4 separate regions of the Mus musculus genome follow, and regions 1, 2 and 3 are each linked to region 4. The links are chromatin loops, found by intact Hi-C in ENCODE. Cell type or tissue: heart. All regions are shown on one strand.

Region 1 (5,000 bases), 740 kb after region 4:
GGGTTATGTTCAATTTATATCTGAGAGAAAACAGCATTTTTATTGGACAAAAGGGGGGAATACGTTGTGAGTAGCCCTGATGCTGTTTGTATTCTGATGTTAATTCTGCTTCCTCAAGAGAGGCTGCTCCCTGACAAGCAGCTGATCATGTACTCAAGTGATCTTAGGTGAACCTTTTCCCCATTTTAACTGGTCAAATAAAGGCTAGAGGCTATGATTGGGCAGTGGAAGGAAAGCTGGGACAGGGGGTCTTGGGGCAGGTAGAAGGAGGAGGAGGACAAGGAAGGAGAGAGGACAAAGAGGGGGAAGCCAAGATGGAGCAGAGCCACCTGGCCAGGAGAACTGCAAGTAGCAAAGGGTCTCATAGCCGGGTGTGGTGGCGCACGCCTTTAATCCCAGCACTTGGGAGGCAGAGGCAGGCGGATTTCTGAGTTCGAGGCCAGCCTGATCTACAGAGTGAGTTGCAGGTCAGCCAGGGCTATACAGAGAAACACTGTCTCGAAAAAACCAACCCCCCCCCCAAAAAAAAATACAAGTAGGTGCAAAGGGTCTCATAGCTGGAGAATAAGTTAGTGTCGTGTTAGATCTGCCTAATGTAGGCTTATAGCTTATAAATATAACTGAATTGTGTGTTTTCTATATGGGCTTATTGGGGTTGAAAATGACGGCAACAGTCTAGATACACAAATGCACACACACACACACACACACACACATCACCCCAGCACTAGCCACTGCTGTCAGGATATTTAAAGGTAAGGAAAAGCTGAGAATCTGCTGCAGGACAGGGGAGCCTAGTGAGAGTGGAGTGCAGTGCTGCCCTGCACTGCACATAGAGGAAAAAGAAGAGACGGGTGGACCCAGGCAAAGTGACCCAGGGTTAAGAGTGGACCCAGGCAAAGTGACCCAGGGTTAAGAGTGGACCCAGGCAAAGTGACCCAGAGTCGGGAAAGAATAAAGAGGAAAGTTTAAATTCCATGATAAAAGTGAAAATAAAAACAAAATACTAAAGTCTAGGAATATTATAAAACCGGTGCTAATGAAAGTCGTGTGTGTGTGTGTGTGTGTGTGTGTGTCTGCACACAAGCCCTTTCCACCCATGGTACAGGACTTTGAGCTGTTAAAAATCACTGCTATCGTCAAGTTCTTTCTATAAGTGCGTGTGTGAACTTGTTGAGTGTGCTCTGCTGCTAGTAACTTCCAGGCCTAGAGTTCTCAGGAGGAAATTGAATCTGGTCCACCCTAAGATCCCAAACCACATGAGATCAGCTATTCTTGGGACTGGCTGCAGACATAATGTTGGCAGATTCGTTGCTAGCCCAGTCACTCTCCCATTTGCAACTTTTATTTGAGTCCAAGAAAGACATCTCCCATGACCAAGTGCAGGTTATGTTTTCAGCCAAACCAAGTTTACTACCAGGTCAGGAGCACATTTGAGTCGGTGCTTTGTCGCCACCTGCTGGAGCAAGGAGGGACGGCCACCTCAGTCCTGGCGCAGCAATAACCCTTGTGAATAAAAGGTGAGGAGTCTGCAGCAGCTGACCACACCCCCCAAACTCCCATGGGCTCAGTGAACCAGGCTCTAGGGCCTCAAATTCGGACTCCGCTATTGATTATTTCTGTGGTCTTGGCAAAGTGATTCGCCTCTCTTTTCCTGTTCACTGGAATTCTGTGGTTGTAACCTTCTTAAGTCGCTGTGAAGGCTAAGATGCTGTCACGCTTCCATTGTGAGTTGAAGGCTGCCTGTGCAGCTGAAAAGTAAGGCTGTGGGATCCACAGCTGCCTTGTGGTGCTATCATTGATCTAGAAATTCGTGTCCAATGCTCTTCTTTTGCCAGGTCCCCTAAATAGGTTGTTGTAGTTTCCCGCTCGTATTTGGTTGTGTATGTGATTTTAGGAAAACACAGATTACAGGGGAAGGTTTTGGGTTGGTTTGTGTGTGTGTGTGTGTGTGTTTGTTTGTTTGTTTGTTTGTTTGTTTGTTTTTTCTGAAAAGTACCCAGAGCTGCTAGGAGCCCTGACCTGGGTAAAGGAATGGATGAAGGAGAGACACACTTCACCACAGACAATGTCAGGGAAAGCACAGGAGGCGAGGCAGAGTGACGATAGGCCTCCCTGAGGAGGAAATGGGCAGAGACTAGGGGTTGTAAAATGTCATCGAGATTGATGGTGTCTCTTCTAGAAGCTGCATTCCCCATGTCCTTTGCAGGCCCTTGGGTTTCTTCCTTGGCCCTACAGAATATACGCTGCTCTCTGGTGCCACCGTGTGGTACAAAGGGGAATCCGCAGGAGGAGCCAGCAGGCTCAGGTCTTCAGGCTCCTGCGAAGTCTAGACCTCATTTAGGGATGCTGGACCCTTTGAAATGGTGACCATGAGAGGATGAGGCAGCCTAGAAGTCACAGAACCTGAACTTTCCCGGGCTCATCTGTGCTGGGGTGGTGGTCTGCTTAGGCAGGCTTGCTCTTGCTTCTCTCCTGGAACAGAGGTAAGGAGCGTCTAACCAGTGACATCCAATGGGGCTGCACCCTACATGAGCATGCAGAACGTAACTCCCTTCATTCTGCCCAGTTTTTAGCTTTATAGTCTTCTTCTGGCTGAGTTGGGTTCTGCCTAGATAACCTTGGGTAATTATCACTTCCATCCCACCAAGCCCAAGGCTTCATTAGGGGAAGGGGGGTTGCCTGGGACATCTTGGGACGTTAAAAGTCTAATCTGGAGCCTGTGGGTGTGTTAAAGAGGAAACTCACACGCATTGATAAGCGTCAAATCCAGCCAGACTGTGTGGCTGGAAGCTGGGAGAAACTGATTCACTATGACAGCTGTCCATCTTTAAAAACATCTAGGTTGGCCTGACACCCTTCAAATTAAGTACATTGAAATGATGTGTTAGCCAATGTTCACCTCATGTGACAGTCCTGAATGCATGGCTTTCACACCACATAGGATGACATATCTCTGTGGGTAAGGGCCCAGTGAGGCCCTTACAGATCCTGGTTCCACCCTGGCTCTCTTTCTCCAGGGGCCTGTGGTGAGAGCCAGTTTCCTCCAAGCCTATGGGGGTGGAAGTGGACAATGACAGGGCAAGCTAGACACGGGCACTAATTCGTAACTCATGCACCCTGCTCCTGGCAGAGCTTCTCTGGCAGAGGGAGAACCAACCCACACAAGGCCTTGAGAACAGGGAGACGGAGGCAGATTCAGCCCATGGCCTCAGCAACTGAGTAAGGCCCAGACATAACTGACTCCTTAGCCATCAGGGCCCTCGTTATTTTCAGATGTCAACTGGAACAGTAGGAGGCCCTGCTTTGTTGCTGGCAGAACACAGGCCAGAGCCACCCCTTGCCCCTCGTCCTTTAATATAGATGCCTTCCTGACTTTCATCGTTTATCACAAACAGTTCCAATACCAAGGAGACCCTGGTGGGCACTAAACAGAAGGAGAGCAGAGGATGTGGCTGGAACAGAGCTCAATCTCCAGAATCCACATAGTGGGAAGATATAAGTCATTTCCACGATAAGTGAACAAAAACAAATAAACAAATGCAATTAGAATGTATAATGAACACAATTAAAATTTAAATAGAGATTAGTATGACCTAATTTTTCTTCTATTATTAAAAAAATACAAATCCCATGTTCCTTTACTAGATGAGATAGCTTGGGTCCTGAAATGGTCACCAGGGTGGCCTCTGATTACTCCTTAGAAAGGGACACAGGGGATGGAGAGATGGTTCAATGATTAAGAGCACTGACTACTCTTCTATAGGTTCCGAGTTCAATTCCCAGCAACCACATGGTTTACTGAATAACATTCAGTAAAAGCCAGACAGGAACGACCAAGCTCTGAGAAACAGAGGACTTTAAACATGCCATATGGCCTGAAAGGTGGATGCTATATGAAAATATATGGGGAATCTGAAGAGAAAGATAAAATATAAGAGCCATGGCAGTTCTACCAGCGAAAACCCAATCTACACATACAATGCAACACCAGGGAAATCTGTGCAAGGCCTTTAGCAGCAGATGGGATGGGACAGGATACAATTGGGGGGGGGGTCCCTGGGGCCAAGTCAAGGTGGGAACAAGAGGAATCTGAGGTACACAAAATTAATTCCAGTGCATCCACACTGTTAGTCTACAAGCAGAAAATATATAACATATTTGAGGAAGATATGACTGAGAATTTTCCCATTAAGACATCAAGTCATGGATCCTAGAAGCTCAGTAAAGCCCAGAAAGGCTAAGAATGAAGAAACATCCACCATAAGTCCCCGTGTGACGCCCTGCTTGCCCAGGTTTCAGTTGCCCACCAACTGCAGTCTGAAAACATTAAATAGAAGACCAGAGATATACAGTTCATCTGAGCAGACTCCCACCCCACCCCATGGTCCCTCTCCCCCTCCCCCATCCAGGGATATGGAACCTTCCTTCATGCTGAGTATCCACAGTAGATTCCTCCTTCCCACTAATCAGATTGGCTGCTTGTTCTTAGTTGCACCTGGCTTACTACTGCAGTGGCCCTGGAGAGTCACTTGCCCAGAGCAGCTTCCTCCAGAGAGATCATTACTAATAAGGAAAGAAAAGTGCTGAGTGCCAGGTTGGCTGTGGTGACCTGAAAGAATGAATCCTCTACCCACAGAGCTGTGAAGAAGGCGCAGTGCTCTCATACCAACCACAGAGCAGATGTGATAAGACAGAAGCCTGCTTGGGATGAGAAAGGCCCTCTGTGTGTGCACAGGATGAGGTCTGGTCCCATCTGTGGATTCAGGTAGCCACTGGAAGCCCTGGGACAAGGCCCTTCCTTTCTGAGCAAGGGGGAGCTCCAGCTGATGTCTTAAGTATAGCTATGTAGTGATGCGAAAAGGCACATAGAAGGAACTCAACAAAGTGGCATGATGCATTCACAATGATAAAGGACAAGACGACCCGGAACTTAACCTTTACAGTGCTGATAGGAAACACAAGTCAAGCTGGATTCCCCTATTCAGCAAATGTCCTTC
Region 2 (5,000 bases), 53 kb after region 4:
AAGAGGTTGTCTTCCAAACATAGCATTTGCTGGCCACTTTTGTAGACAACTCTGCAAAAACTAGGTTTGTCTTTTACAAACTCAGTTGGCAACGCTGTCTGAAACCAAAGAAATGAGCAGGACAAACTAAACACTAACCATCAAGATTTAGTCGGACACAGCTTTGCAGGGCTGCAACCATCCTACTAGCTCAGATTTTCTGTCCCACTAGAGTGGGAATCTGCATCCTCCACACTTTTCAATTCCCTCCAGCTTCTGCAACTGACACCCCGCATCTTACCATCTGGTTCCTCTTTATCTTTTACCCATTTATTCAGGTTGCCAGCTTCACCTCTGTTCTCACAGCCCCATCTCTAAAATACAATCACTATACAGCCCTACATACAAGTAACAGCCCAGGGAATTTCTGCTCCATCCAAAAATCCTCTTCCTTAGCCTCAAGCTGTCTGCTTTGCTATTTAGGGTATATGTGATTAGGTTAATCCAAACATTAGCATTCTCTGCCTTAGCAACAGTCCTCACCACCCCCTATCAATAGGCAAGCTCTTTCACCCTGACTCTGTGATCTTTTCCTGAAGCCCCACACCATTCCCACTGCCACTTCCTAGCTCATGTTGTCAAAACAACCTCTCCTTGACTGGACACGAAAAGGTGGTGTTCCCCTGCTCCTTCTCCCAGCTTCTATGGAAGCCTAAGTGATCTGCCAGCACAAGACCCTCAGGGGCACCTCATGCTTTTAAGTGAGTGGACCCCTGTCCTTCCCAGTATGATAGAGAATGGTGCTACCTTTGCTAGGGTGAGAGCAGCCATCATCATTCTCGGATTAGGAAATGACTGCATGTTTTCAATCATCAGCCTGATGATTTCTACATCAGACTCTATCAGATATGATGTGCACGCTAGAATACAACAGTAGAATCTGTTGCTTGTACAAGTTAAGTCTGGTTCTTCCTCCCAGCCCCATACAACACACAAGATATCCTTTTCAGGTGCTATACCCTACATATAATAATAATCTTCATATGAGAATAATCTACAATGCACATTACTAGTGCAGAGTGTATATAAATGTTAATGTGCAAGCTAGATGCTGGCTAAAAGTAAAAAGAACAGACATGATTCCAGAAACTGATTAGTCTGTCAAAAATCAGTATAAAAGACACAAAAACAGCTGTGTCACACACCGGCTCCTGATGAAGGAGCATCACTCTATTCATAATATTGGAAAGGACAGGGGTCTGATCCAATGTTCGAGGCGTCCTTGGGAGCTCTGTGTCCTCTAATCAATGGGGCTTCCAGAGAGGCTGGAGAGGGACCAGAGAAGCACCAATGTGTGCTCATTCCCTCAGTATTTTAAGGTGGCATATTTCGATTTATGTATCTTGGACCTCTGACTCCTCTGGTATTGTTGAACGAGTAGACTGAGAAAAATAAAGTCCTGACTCAACTCTGAGAAGAGGTCACTTCCAATGTAAGCATCTTAACAAAGGTTTGTACCCTCCCCACGGATAGCTGCGATTGTGCATGCCACTTGGCTGTAGGAACCCAGAGCTTCATATCTAAGTACCTGAAAGGGACTTCAAAACAAACACGGGAGTGTTTTTGCCTTATTCTCATTTAGATCAGGGCGCGTAACGCCTCCACCCCGACCTCCGCAAACCCTGCCCAAACAAGCGACAGTTTGGCCCTTGGGTCCAGACCCCGCCGGGTCCCGCCCGCCCCGGCAGGTCCGCGTCTCCAGCTTACCGGGGAAATCACACTTGTAAGGCCGCTCGGGCTCGAAGTGGCTGCGCTGGTGGGAGTTGAGCTTGGCGTGTGTGGGGAAGCGCTCGGCGCACACCTCGCACTTGAACAAGCTCTCCTGCTCGTGGCCCTTCATGTGCGCCTTGAGGTTGTAGACGGTGGTGAACTTCTTGCCGCAGCCGCCCACCGGGCAGCTAAAGGGACGCAGCTTGTCATGCGACTGCAGGTGCCGTTTGAGCTTGTAGGAGGTGGTGAAGGCCCAGCCGCAGCCATCCAGCGGGCACTTGAAGGGCCGCCGGCCCTGGAGGCTGCCGTGCGTCAGCAGGTGCACCTTCAACTGGTGCTTCTTGGCGAAGCTCAGCGCGCACTGCGGCTCCGGACAGCGGTAGGCCGGGGAGCCAGCGCTAGCGGCCACCGGCCCGCGGCGGGACGCAGCAGCGCTCGAGGGCTCCAGGCCCGGGGTGGTCGCGGGATGCAGGCTCGGGGCGGCTGGCGCGGGCGCCGCAGCCAGCGTGAAGACGCCGCGGTCGAAGCGCACCAGGAGGTCCTGGTTGTGGATGGTGACCGTGCCTGCCAGAGCTGCGCCGGGGGCGGCGGCCGGGACCTGTTCCGTGGGGCTCGCGCCCGAATCGGGCTCGGCCTCCTCCTGACCATGGGTGTCGGCCGCGCGCGGCACTTCCAGCAGTACCACGAAGGAGTCGCCGCCGTCCTCCGGGGGCGGCGGGCTGGGCCCCGGGGCCTCCTCTGGACGCGGCCCGGGCCCGCCATCTTCCGGGCCCCTCAGCAGCAGCAGGCGACGGCGCCCGGGACCGGCACCGAGGGACGGCCCCGCGCCGCGGCGAAGTCGGCTCGGGCCACCGCCATGTTGGTCTCCGCGCGTGGCCGGGGCGGCCAGCACCGCCGGGAGGTCCATCTTAGGCCCAGCTGAGGCGTCCGAACCGCAGCCACCGGAGAAGAGCTGCCCAGCCCTGCCAGGCATGCGCGCGACACCTAGGGTCCGCCCCCCGGGAGCCTCTGTCAAAGCTGAGCTTAGACTACAGCCCAGAGTCGCATCTCGAGCTGCGCGTGCGCAGGAGCCGTGGGCGTGGGCGTGGCGCGCGAGGGCTGTCGGGACTGTAGTCACGAGGAAGCCCAGGGGCTGGAGCAGGGGCGGAGCCTCCAACTTGTCTTGTGCTTGGAGTCCCAACTTGGAAAAAGAGGGTCTTCAGATTTGGGCTCCTACTTTTGCATCTGGGTAGCGCAAAGGAATGAAAACTGATTGCGTTTCTTAAGAGTTCCTGTGCCCTCTGTACTTTGAAAATACGAGCTAATTCAACCTGTGATTGCCAAGTGTAAGGAAACAAGTCAAGTTTACCTGTGGCCACATGATCCAGAACTGACACTCAGGCTTTGAACCTCTCCACTTTGCTTGTCATCTCTCTATGACCTCGCCGAAGAGCGCGTCTATCTGCTGCTACTGTGCCACCGACCTGATTTGCCCTGTAGCAGGTCCTGATGGGATCCCTACCTAAACCACTAAAGACATTCCGTGTTTCCTTGATATATGTCTGCCTTCTAAGTTGCTGGTTGTTCCCTGAATTCCACAATCCCCCTTGTCTCATACGGATTCATCTGGAATCACACCACTCCTGTCATCACCACTCAAATTCAAACTTATTTCACTCCTAGGTTCTCAAATAGCTAAGGAACCTGTCTTCCGCTCCACCTTTACCCAACTGTCTCCCCGCCCCCACCCATTCCAGTCCTTTCTGCCTCCAGCCTGTTTTCTGTAGGTCAGGCTTTAGTCTTCTGAAAGTTCAAATACTATTAAAACTTTGCCAACCTGCCATTTGCACCTACACTGGTTTACCCCCATTTCCCACCAATTTGCCCCTTAAAATGCAAGGGTATCTCCCTCCCCCTGTGTCTCCCTGAAGAGGGATGGAAATATGTCTACACAAAAACTACTTGCATGCTTATAGTAATCTTTGTTACAACAACTCGCCAGGGGAAACAATGCAAGTGTTCATTGTCAGATGAATATATATTCATACAGTGGAATATTTTTGAGCAATTACAGAGTTTTGCAAGTTATGTCATGACCAAACCTATGAAAAATATTTCAGCCACAAAAGAGAATGTGCTATAATGCCATTTATATGAAATGTCTAGAAGAGCTAAGTTATACAGACAGTAGATTAGTGGGAGATGGGGAATTAGGGCTAGCCTCTAATAGGGATGGGTTCTCCAAGGAGCAAAAGTTTTTGGCATTAAAAGTGTTGATTGAACAGCACATCTGATATACAAAAGCTACTGACAACAAATGACAGCAATGACACGTCTGTATGCTTCTATTAAAAATACATTTAAAAAATGAGCACAGAAATAGCACATCTGTTTGTGAAAAACCTTACCTGTCTGTATATGTGCTTATGCACTCTGTGATGGTTTGGATATGCTCGAGCCAGGAAGTGGCACTATTAGAAGGTATTGGAGTAGGTGTGTCACTGTGGGTGTGGGCTATAAGACCCTCCTCCTAGCTGCCTGGAAGTCAGTATTCTGCTAGCAGTCTTCAGATGAAGATGTAGAACTCTCTGCTCCACCTGTACCATGCCTGCCTGGATGCTGCCATGTTCCTGCCTTGTTGATAATAGACTGAAGCTCTGAACCCGTAAGCCAGCTCCAATCAAATGTTGTCCTTATAAGAGTTGCCTTGGTCATAGTGTCTGTTTACAGCAGTAAAGACCTAACTAAGACAGAAATTGGTACCAGGGCCTGGGGTGTTACTGTGATAGGTGTTGCCATGGTTTTGTTTGGAAGAATGTGGATTTGGGGACTTTGGATTTGGAAAGCCGTGTAATGCTTTAAATGGAGTTTAATGAGCTATCCTAGTAGGAATAGGGAAGATGTTGTTGCTGTGAGTGATTTCAACTGTGCAGACTTGGCCCAAGAGGTTTTAGGGGAGAAGACCTCAATATGTGGCCTAGAGACTGTTTTTGTAGTATTTTGGTGAAGAACGAGGCTGCTTTTTGCCCTTGTCTGAAGAGTCTGCCTAAGGCTAAGGTGAAGAGATTCAGATTAAGTGCATTGACAAAGTCTCAGAAATGCCCATTTTAGATTTTGTTCTCTGGTTAAGTCTCATGAAGAGCGGGTTGAATAAGCATAGCAAGCTTAGAAAGGGAAAATATAAAAAATATGATTTGAGTATTAAAGGGGCTCCAGGAAGTGAAATGAAAGTGAAATTTCTTTTCTAGAAAGATCCTTGATGCCACCTCCAT
Region 3 (5,000 bases), 70 kb after region 4:
TCCATCTGCTCCACAGAATCCAAGGACTTCAGGGAACCTAGTGTCCCTACAAGGGAACTCAGCTAGGGACGGTGAAAGCTCCTTGTTACTAGGGTGGGGTGGTGGTGGCAGCAGCTCTCTCAGAAGATTGGAGAGGTGGGAAGGGCAGACTGGGGTGTGAGTGGAAAGTTCTTGCTGTGAGGCCCTAGGCAGGGCCTTTGTGATAAGGTGTCTATGAAACCTTCTTAAAGCACAGGCTAGGTCAGTCACCTTGATCTTCCCACTGGCGATGGCCTGGTTAATGGCCACAGCAATGGCCACACGGCCTTTCTGGTCTGAGTACAGGATCCTTGCCTGGGAGCCCACCACCTGCAGAGGAGAGAATGAGAAAGCAGCTCAGCCAAAACACATCCAAGGGCTTGGTATGGAAGAGACGTGAGTGATATCAGAGCCTGCTGGCTCATCTAGGGAGACCTCGGAGGACCAGAGATGCATGGCAACTCTGAAGTATAGGGCCCTGGGGTACATCTCTCATCAAGCCCACTAGATACCACACTGGTGGGCCAATGCAAATCCACAAATGAACTTCTCATGAAGTCTGGGTTACCTCATTCTATGTCCCTTTCCTTAGGGTCCATCCCTAAGGGACCCCCCAGAGACTGACTCCATGTGTACGATGGAGATTTCCTATTGTGGAGTCTGCCTCCTTGAGCCCTTTCCACATCATAACAGAACTACCAATGTGAGACTTGATCAAGCCTGACTTGCTGCAAGAACTCTCCCCACAGTCCACAACTGAGTCCTCAGGAAAATACTGCATTATTGTCACAAGCTTGATCACACAGATGAGGAGACTGAGGCCCAGAGAGATGGGTAACCTCTCTATAGGTTGGTACTCGGACCTCAGGATCTTTTGTTGCACCTTTGGAAGGAGATGCCAGTTGAGTGTTCAGGAATGAGAAAGAGTCATTTCTTAGCTCCACAGTTCTCAGCCCGGATGCAAATAATTTTGAGTGGTGTGTGGACCCCACAGAGATGAATCCAGACTCCCTGGGTGTGGGTTTCTACATAGCTATGAGTATGACAGCATTGTTCACAAGACTCAGAGGTGGAGAAAACACAGGTGTCCAGCACCTGAAGTATGCAGTCTATCCACGTGATAGAACAGAGCCCATATCTCCAGCTTCTGCTCCTGCTCATTCAACAAACCATGATCAAGAGTGTTCAGGACAGCTGGATGTAATTGCATATACATTTAATCCCAGGACCCAGGAGGAAAAGGCAAGCCTCTGTGAGTTTGAGGCTATAGAGTGAGTTCTAGGATAGCTAGGGCTACATAAGATCCTATCTTTAAAAAAAAAATCAGAAAAAGGTTTAGGGGAGATACTTGAGTGCATCAAATGTTTTTCATGCAAGTATGAGGACCAGAGTTCAGAGCCTCAGCATCACATAAAAGCTGAGCATGCAAAGCAGCCCGCCTGTAATTCCAGGGCTCAGTGGGCTAACATGGATCCTTGGAGCAGCCTAGCTAGCTAGACAGTGTGTGCTGGGTAGAACAAGAGACCCTGCCTCTGTAAGTAAAAAGTGAAGACAAAACAAGGAAGACACTCATGGTCAACTTCTGGCCACCTCAAACACAGACTTATATGCACATCAATCAGCACACACACACACACACACACACACACACACACAGGTATCCATTCGGAAAAGAAAAACCCACCTGTATTGAATGTGGATTTTTTTTTCTTGTGAATATTTCCTAAGTGAGTCAATATTTAATGTTTGCATGGCCTCTATCTTGTCTTAGGTCTAACAAGTCATCCAAAGGCAATGTAGGGCACATGGAGGGCCTGTGTAAGTTCTGTGCCAACATGAGGTCATGTGTATTAAGGATCTGAGAGAGCTGTGGTATCCATTGGGATCTTGAAACCAAGCCCCAACCTGGGTTATAGAGGGAAAAACTGTAACATTCCAGCCTTGGAAGGGCAGAGGATTCTGATTCATGCTGCACAGAAAGACTGAGACTGCCAGGTGGAGCTGGCTAATCAGGACTACACAAATACTGCACAAACTCTGCACTGCCCCACTCTTAGGAGGCCCCTAGAGCACTAGGCTGGGAACGGAGAGTGGATAGCGTTTAGTAAAACCTGTTTCAGGATGATGAGAAAGTTCTGGAAATGGATGGCAAGAGCAGCAAGACAGCACTGAATGTGCTTCATACCCTAAAACTATATCCTGAAATGCTTAAATTAGGGTTGTAAGATTTGTGCCATCTATCTGTCTGTCTGTCTGTCTGTCTGCCTGCCTATCTATCTATCTATCTATCTATCCATCTATGTATTTGTAATCTGTTAACTCTGAATTGGTGCTGTGTTGTGTTCAGCTTTCTTGGGGGAAATGAGGAAAGAAATGATATAACATGGCTATGGTAGTCAATCTTCCTTGTCAGTCTGGGTGGATTTAGAAGGCTCATGGAAACGCACTTGTGACACACTAGGAAAATTTTTAGGGGAGGTTAACTAAGGAGAACCCACCTCCTGTAGCAGCCCCAGACAGTTGCATCCTGCTGCCAGGTCCTCTGGCCTCTCTGGATGGCTTGTATATTCTGCCTGCAGCCTTCCTTCTACCCCAGCCCCAGGCTCCCTGACTTGAACTTGGTCATAGAGACTGTGGCTGGCACATAGTTTTATGGGGGCACACATGCAAAGTATGATGCTAGGATAGGATGGCTCATGATGGGGACAGTTCCCTCCTGGCTCTGAAACCTCTGGCCGGAGACTTGCTAGCTAGCCTAGTCATGTGAACTAAATGTTTCTTCTTTATTTAATTTCCTCTCTAACCAGGGCCTGCCGATGGCTCTCTATTATCAGACACCTTTTCTGGCCAACCATCTGTCCCCTGCTGGTGCTGTCCTTCATCAGTGTGCTTAGCTCTGGGCCTGGGTAGAGCTGAGCCCATCGAGGGTCACAGAGGCACACTGCAAGATCCAACACCACTGCCTTCGTGTCATAGATGGAGGTTGGTCCACCAACCCGGGGCACTCAGCGGGACTCTCACAGGTGCCTGAGCCACAGGTACTCCAGAGATTGTGGAGTAACTGGATGAAGGAAGACCTTGTTTGCTGCTCTAGAACCCCCAGGATACCCTTTTTATCCTCATTAAAAATCAGTAAAATACACTGTCATGGCTAGTTTTATGTCAACTTGACACAAGCAAGAGTTATCTGTAAGGAGGGAATTTCTTTTCTTTTCTTTGTTTTTTAAGGAGGGAATTTCAACTGAGGAAATGCTTCCATAAGAGCCAGATGTAGGATGTTTTCTTAGGGATTAATGGGGGAGGGCCCAGCCCATTGTGGGTGGTGCCATCCCTGGGCTAGTGGCCCTGGGTTCTATAAGAAAGCAGGTTGAGTAAGTCATGAGGAGCAAGACAGTAAACAGCACCCCTCTCTGGCCTCTGAATAAACTCCTGCCTCCAGGTTCTGCCCTCAATGATGAACTACTCAACTATGATTGAGTTGTATCTCCTGTGTACCAGACACCAAGCCAGGCACAAGAACAATAACTACGATTGGCTATGAACAAGACTGTGATGAGCTGGTTACTAGGGTAATGCATTAGGAGGCTAAGGATCCCCAAGAAAGGCAAAGTCAGAGTCCAAATAAACCTTTTCTTCCCCAACTTGCTTTTCATCATGGTGTTTCAGCACAGCAATAGAAACCCTAGCTAACATAACATACATCTCACACACACTCGTAACTTTTCAGCATGCTGCTTGCTGACATCAGCCTGTCAGTGCTGTGCAGCTAGCCCACCATCTAGTTCCAGAAACTTTCATGTTTCCAAACCAAAACCCCATCCCCATGAAGCACTGACTCTTCAAGCCCTCCCCAGCCCCAGCATCCACCCTGCTAATTCCCTGCCTATGACTTGCCTACGCCAGGAGCTGCATGAGAGTGGCACCTGGCATGGGGTTGTTCTTCTGTGACTGACTTATTTCACTTAACATCGTGTCCTTCAGTTTCACCCAGGTGACAGTGACTGGCAGAATGCCCTTACTTGTTGCATTGTAAGGAGAGGCATTTTGTTGATCTATTTGTCTGCCAAGAACCCCTTGGACTGCCTTGGCCTTTTAGCTACAGTGCCCGTAGGATCCTGAAATCTGTTCCTATCCTGTTAGGTCTACAGACAGCACGGGACGGTCAGATTATACTGCTTTATACTCCCATCCACGTCGTCTAAGGCCTCCAGTGTCTCCTTGTTGCTACCCTGACACCCTTTTACACTCCCTTTTCCGGATAAGGCGTCCACTATAGTGCTGCTGTCAACAGTCACACAACACAGTGCATCCCTCAGGGCATGGCAAGATGGGTCCTGGGTTTGTGCTGAGATCCCTATGGCTGCAGCTTGGTTCTGAGCAGTTTTTTTGGGCAGCTCAGCCTCCTCCAGGACTCTGCAGTACCCATTTGTCCCCAAGCTAAGCTCTCACCAGCTGATGCTTGGCAGCCTCTCGGATCCAGCGTATATTATCCATATACTGTAGCTTCACAGATGCCTTCACTGTAGGGAAAAAAGGGAAGAATATCTCAGGTCTTGGAAGCTGCTTGCCAGGGGCCCCATCTCTTTTTTTTTTTTTCCTGCCTTATGTGTACCACAGGCACCTGGAATTCATGGGTAGTCCCTTACATTAGCCTCCCTGATCCTGAGAATGAGTGCAACGATTAATTATTAATGAGTGCAATGATGATGAATTAGTGCCTGGGTCTATACTGCACATTGCTGATGAATTCATTCCTTCGAAGAACAACTAGTGAGTATCTACTGTATACCAGACACCGAGCCACAGCAACAAGAATTACAGCTAGCTATGAACAAGACTGTGATGAGCTGGTTACTAGGGCAATGCAGTAGGGGGATAAAGGCTCCCCAAGAAAGGGAAGATCAGAATCCTCAATGCTGAGAAACTCTGCGGGAACTAAATTCCAGACAGAGGGAAGACAGGCCCTAAAGTGGAAATGAATG
Region 4 (5,000 bases):
GGATGACTCACTCTAGCTTGGGTTAAGTTGATAGCAAACTAGCCAGTATACTAGCCCACAACTTAAGTCCTAACTAGCCTAACTTAAGTTAGGGATCTGGTAATTACTGCCAAGACGAGTGCCATGCTTGCTGGTCATGTGGTTCATAGGCATCATTGCGGTGCAGGACCTTTGGTTGCTTTCCTCCCTTGGCAGCTTGGGCAGCACCATCCTGTGCTAGGGAAGTGAGTCCTCAGAGAGGAGATCTACAGGTCAGACACAGCTTGGATCCTCCAAGACCTGTGTGCAAAGTACATGGCAGCTTCAGTGAAAAAGAACTTTGACCCTCAGGGTCAACCAAGGACAATAACAACGGCTTATATTGTTTTGACTCCCCTGACTCAAAAAGGGATTTCTTATGCTGGTGTTTGGGGTTTTTTGTTTTTTGTTTTGTTTTGTTTTGTTTTGTTTTGTTTTGTTTTGTTTGTATATGGCTCTAATGAAAAGCATTGTCAGATCAAGTGACATAACTTCAGTATTTGTGTGTGTTCATTTATATATGGGAAGTATGATTCTTTATACATTTTCACATACCCTTAGTATTATTTTACTTCCCCATACCTTCTCATTCTGTACTAACTCAAAGAAATCACGTGTGTGTGTGTGTGTGTGTGTGTGTGTGTGTGTGTGTGAAGGTCAGAGAACAACTTCAGGGCATCATCCCTCTCCTTCCACTGTGTGGGTTCTGAGGATCAAACTCAGGCCATTAGGCCTCCTAGCAAGCATCTAACCCAGCCATCTCTCCAGTCCTTTGGGAGACTCTTGCCTCAGTTACCCCATGGGGCACCTCCTTCCTTTGACCCCCTCAGGAGTCTGGTCACCTATTTGCATTTTGAGTGATTCCTCCTTAAACATCCCATTTTAAACTCTGGACTGTAGTCAGATGCATACAGCTTCCAGGACATAGCCTGGTGGAGAGGATGGTTAATTCCAGGCATCCCCTGGAGGCCAGGGTGACCTCATCTTCTAGAAACCCAAGGCAGGTTAATTTCAGATAGAACAGAGAAGGCCACCGTCTCAGCCCCACTGGCTCTTATCTGTAACCCTCCCTGGGACAGTTAGACATTGATATGACACTTAGATATCCTTGATAGGGTAAAAGACAAACTGTAAAGAACCCTGCTCCCCAGTGAGCAAGGGACTTGAATTATATACAGGCAGCCACTAAGTCTGTCACAAACGAGAGAACTTAAAGTCAGAGCCCAGGTGAGACGCCACTATTGATAAATAACACAGAAGATGGTGTTGCCAAGACAGACAAGGATGGGAAGCAGAGACTCTCTACCCACCAGGAGCAGTAGAGAAACAGCCACCAAGCAAGCTGTCTGGAAGCTCTTCAAAAGAAATTAGAACAGAACTAACATCTCAAAGCAACTCCAGCCCAGACTCATCACAAGGAGGACGTGTGAATGAAAGGACACGGGGTGGAGACAAAGACAGGGAGGCCAGGGCCCTGTGTGCTAGCCCACCCTCACGCTGCGGCAGTGTCTCAGTTTAGCCTGGGTGTTGAGAGAGGGGCGCTCTCTGCACAGATCCCTACTGTGAGTTGGTAGCAGACATGCTCAAGTGGCATACCAAACCGGGGCACTGAGGGCTGAAGCACAGCCAGGGTTTTGTTGTTCTCCAGGGCACTGCAGCATACCCTACGCCCCCACCTCAACAAAAGAGGAATTGCATGTCAAGGACCTGGCCATTATCTATCTAATAGTATCTTGTTACTAAAATTCCTTCCCAGGGAGAGACATTAAACAATGTCTACTCCCACCCACCTTCTCCAACCAGAAAGTCTCCAGCTGAGGTATAATTCCACCTGTCTTGACCCCTGTGTGGGTTAGATGACCCTTTCACAGGGGTCGACAAAAACCATTGGAAAATACAGATACTTACATTATGATTCTCAACAGTAGCAAAGTTTATGAAGTAGCAATAAAATTATTTTATGGTTGGGGGTGGGTAACGACACCATGAGGAACTGTATTAAAGGGCTGCAGATTTGAGACCCACTGCTATAGCACATGGGTGAGGGGTTACTGAGAGGAGCGTGGGCTGGAGTGGAAAGTCTGTATCCAGCAGGGATGATGACTCTCTTATAGTTACATAGATGGAGACCTGAGACAGACTACAAGCCACGCTCACAGAATTGTATAAAGCTGTTTGGGAGGGTTGACTGGCTACTGATTGGTGAGGGTCCCATGACCTTTTCTTTCCCTTTTAAATACGATCCAGCAGGCCCAGCTATGATGGTCTTTTGCAGGCAGGCCCAGCAGGACTCTCAAAACTGGTAGTTTAGCTCAGAGGCTAGTCCCGTACACCATGTCTACATCAGGCACTGAGGTGGGCAGCCTGGGAAGCAAGGGCTGGGGGTACATACATCACTTGAGCACAGAGACCAAGTGGCATCAGCTCCATGGAGATCTGGTGGCAGCCTGGCCCCTCCGTGAAGCATTTTTGTGAACCTCTTAGTGTTCTCTGAATGGAAAACTGTCCCTGGTCCCTTTAGACTCTTGGCCATAGTGGGAGAGAGCACCTCAGGAAATGCAGTTACTCTTTTAGTAGGTGAAAGGGTAACCTGGCCAGGCATGGTTCCCCCACTAATTGACTTAGGAGCCTCCTGATCATTTGCTCTTTGAGGAGTTTCACTACAGGAAGCAGAAGACTCAGGCGAGGCCTGCAGCCTAGGTAGCGTGGTGAGTTCATGCGCTGCAGCTGCCACCTCAGCTTTTAATGTTTGGCGGCTCCCAGGAGCTCATCTTGTTGCCTGGCTGCAGTTTCTCTTGGTGCGTCCCAGCCTTTCCCCTGCTTCTTTGTCTTTCTCGGGATCTCCGTCTACTCTGCCCAGCACCGGTCCCCTGCTTCCTCTCTCCACTGCAGTGCAGCCTTCTACCACTGACACAGCAAGTCCAGAACAGGGCGCCTCTTTGTACCTAAATGCAGAAAGTGGTTAGGGAGGGGCGTTTCCACTGTCCTTTGAGTTGGTTGTCCTCATTTACATGAGGGACTGCGGTGGTTGAGCCAAACATAGCTTTCTCTTGGCCACCAGTGGGCGCTCATGCGACCGAGCGCTCAGGAGGTTGATCAGACAGGGAACGGTGGAAGCCTCAGCCACTGGCAGGTCCTCAGAGAGCTGGAGTGTGCAGAGCGGAGGTCCATGCGGCAGTGGCAGAGCAAGGGACCTAGGACGGTAGCGCTAAGCCTGAGAACTCGTTGCAAAGTTGAGAATGGTGAAAGATTGAAAAAACTCCCAGCGTCCCATGAGGGGCTCGTTTTTTTTTTTGTTTTGTTTTTGTTTTTGTTTTTTTGCTAGGGGTGTGTGTGTGCGCAAAGCCACGGGTTTCAGACTTTAAATTTCGGTAAAAGACCCAAAAAATAGAGATTCTTAACCAGTTAAATGCACGTGCTGCTGCACATCCGACCTTGCCATCCAGCTCCACCCTTTTGCCCAAAACGAAGCCCTCCCAGCTCCAAGTACCAACATGAAATGCCTGTTTGTGGAAGAAGACATGCTTATTGAGTCGACTATAAATGACCCTGATCTTGGAACACAGATCCCACTGACCTGGAAGGACCCATCGGCTGGCTAGTTTTATGTCAACTTGACACAAGGTCGTGTCATATGAAAGGAGAGGCCCTCAATTGAGAAAATGCTTCTGTAAGATCCGGCTGTAGGGCATTTTCTTTTTTTCTTTTTTTTTCCTTTTTTTTTATTTTTTGGTTTTTCGAGACTGGGTTTCCCTGTGTAGCCTTGACTGTCCTGGAACTCACTTTGTAGACCAGGCTGGCCTCGAACTCAGAAATCCACCTGCCTCTGCCTCCTGAGTGCTGGGATTAAAGGCATGAGCCACCACGCCCGGCAGGCATTTTCTTAATTAGTGATTGTTTCGAAAGTTATTTTCGAAATTAGTGATTGATTGCTCATCCATTGGCGTCATCTCTGGGCGGGTGGTCCTGAGTTCTATGAGAAAGCAGGTTGAACAAGTCATGGGGAGCAAGACAGGAAGTGGCACCCCTTCATGGCATCTGCATCAGCCTCTGCCTCTAGGTTCCTGCCTTGTTGGAGTTCCTGTCCTGACTTCCTTCAGTGATGGACTATGATGTGGAAGCTTAAGCCAAATAAGCACCCCTCCCCCCCGCCCTCAAGTAGCTTTTGGTTAATCCTAACCTTTAGACACTCATGTGTCACTACATCCAGCTCACATGAACTTTCTATATAAAGTGGATCAGCAATCAGTGCAAGGGAAACCATGAGGGTGTTTGTGTGTGTTGGGGGTGGTTGTGGGCAGATGAGGAGGTCCTGGGGGTGGTTGTGGGCAGATGAGGAGGTCCACTGTGGGTTTCAGCCATCTTACAGGATTCTTCACTTATGCTGGTGGATGCCAGAATGTTCCTGAGAAGCAAAGCTTCCATGCAGGGGCTATTCCTCTCAAGGACCGACAGAGCCCTGAAGCAGTGTTCACCCCTGTTCTCATTCCACCCATCATGGAGGCTGGCTGCCTTCCTCACGTGACATCAGGTCCTGAAGAGTCAGCAGTGTATGTATGTTGCAGCAAGTAGTCAAAATTTTTTTAGTGAAAAAGTAAAGGATGTGTGCATGCAATGCATAGAATTTTGTTTTGTTTTTTAATATTTACTTACTTCTATTATTTACATTTATATGTTTGTCACATGTGTGCAGGTGTCTGGGAAGGCCAGAAGAGAAGGATTTTCCTTATAGGTGTTGAAGAACAGTGCCTACTCTTAACTCTCAAGCTATCTCTATAGCCCTTACAAATATTTTTATTAAATTTTTGAGTTTTATGAGAATGTATTTTGATCATATTCACGTCAACTCCTCCCCCTTAACTCCTCCCTGATCCATTCCTTTCCCCTCCCAAATTTATGTATTTTTCAAAAGCTTTTTTTTTTTTAAAGATTTCTGTGTATGGGTGATTTGCCTGCATGTGTGTACATGTGTGCCTGATGCC

What was found. Hi-C counts contacts between places; a loop is a spot of excess contacts. Peaks named below come from ENCODE experiments on the same cell type or tissue, not always from the same donor. Only the 100,000 strongest peaks of a DNase experiment are listed, where the experiment ranks them.
Region 1: a loop joins it to region 4, with 12 times the contacts of the local background. A loop is called at or near these places in 25 of 42 quality-filtered maps.
Region 2: a loop joins it to region 4, with 2.1 times the contacts of the local background. A loop is called at or near these places in 8 of 42 quality-filtered maps.
Region 3: a loop joins it to region 4, with 2.1 times the contacts of the local background. A loop is called at or near these places in 2 of 42 quality-filtered maps.

Annotation. Positions count from the first base shown.
Region 1 is chr6:89,676,838-89,681,837 of GRCm38, reverse strand. No RefSeq gene overlaps it. Among named protein-coding and RNA genes, the nearest start is that of Vmn1r40, 35 kb to the left of the region's middle. In heart, CTCF peaks have their summits at 1,463 (motif pointing left) and 2,270 (motif pointing left); a DNase peak (open chromatin) is centred at 1,467.
Region 2 is chr6:90,367,315-90,372,314 of GRCm38, reverse strand. Zxdc (ZXD family zinc finger C) reads right to left here and starts at 2,821. Exons shown (of 10, transcript NM_173002.3): 1 at 1,747-2,821. The coding sequence starts at 2,656. In heart, no CTCF peak of the experiment used is centred here; a DNase peak (open chromatin) is centred at 2,814; H3K4me3 peaks cover 3,181 bases; H3K27ac peaks cover 1,649 bases.
Region 3 is chr6:90,350,622-90,355,621 of GRCm38, reverse strand. Uroc1 (urocanase domain containing 1) reads right to left here. Exons shown (of 20, transcript NM_144940.2): 15 at 4,468-4,538; 16 at 250-348. Among named protein-coding and RNA genes, the nearest start is that of Zxdc, 16 kb to the left of the region's middle. In heart, no CTCF peak of the experiment used is centred here; no DNase peak of the experiment used is centred here.
Region 4 is chr6:90,420,777-90,425,776 of GRCm38, reverse strand. The region is part of intron 2 of Cfap100 (cilia and flagella associated protein 100); the gene reads left to right. Among named protein-coding and RNA genes, the nearest start is that of Cfap100, 5.2 kb to the left of the region's middle. In heart, a CTCF peak has its summit at 3,075 (motif pointing right); a DNase peak (open chromatin) is centred at 3,076; H3K4me3 peaks cover 665 bases; H3K27ac peaks cover 438 bases; H3K27me3 peaks cover 455 bases.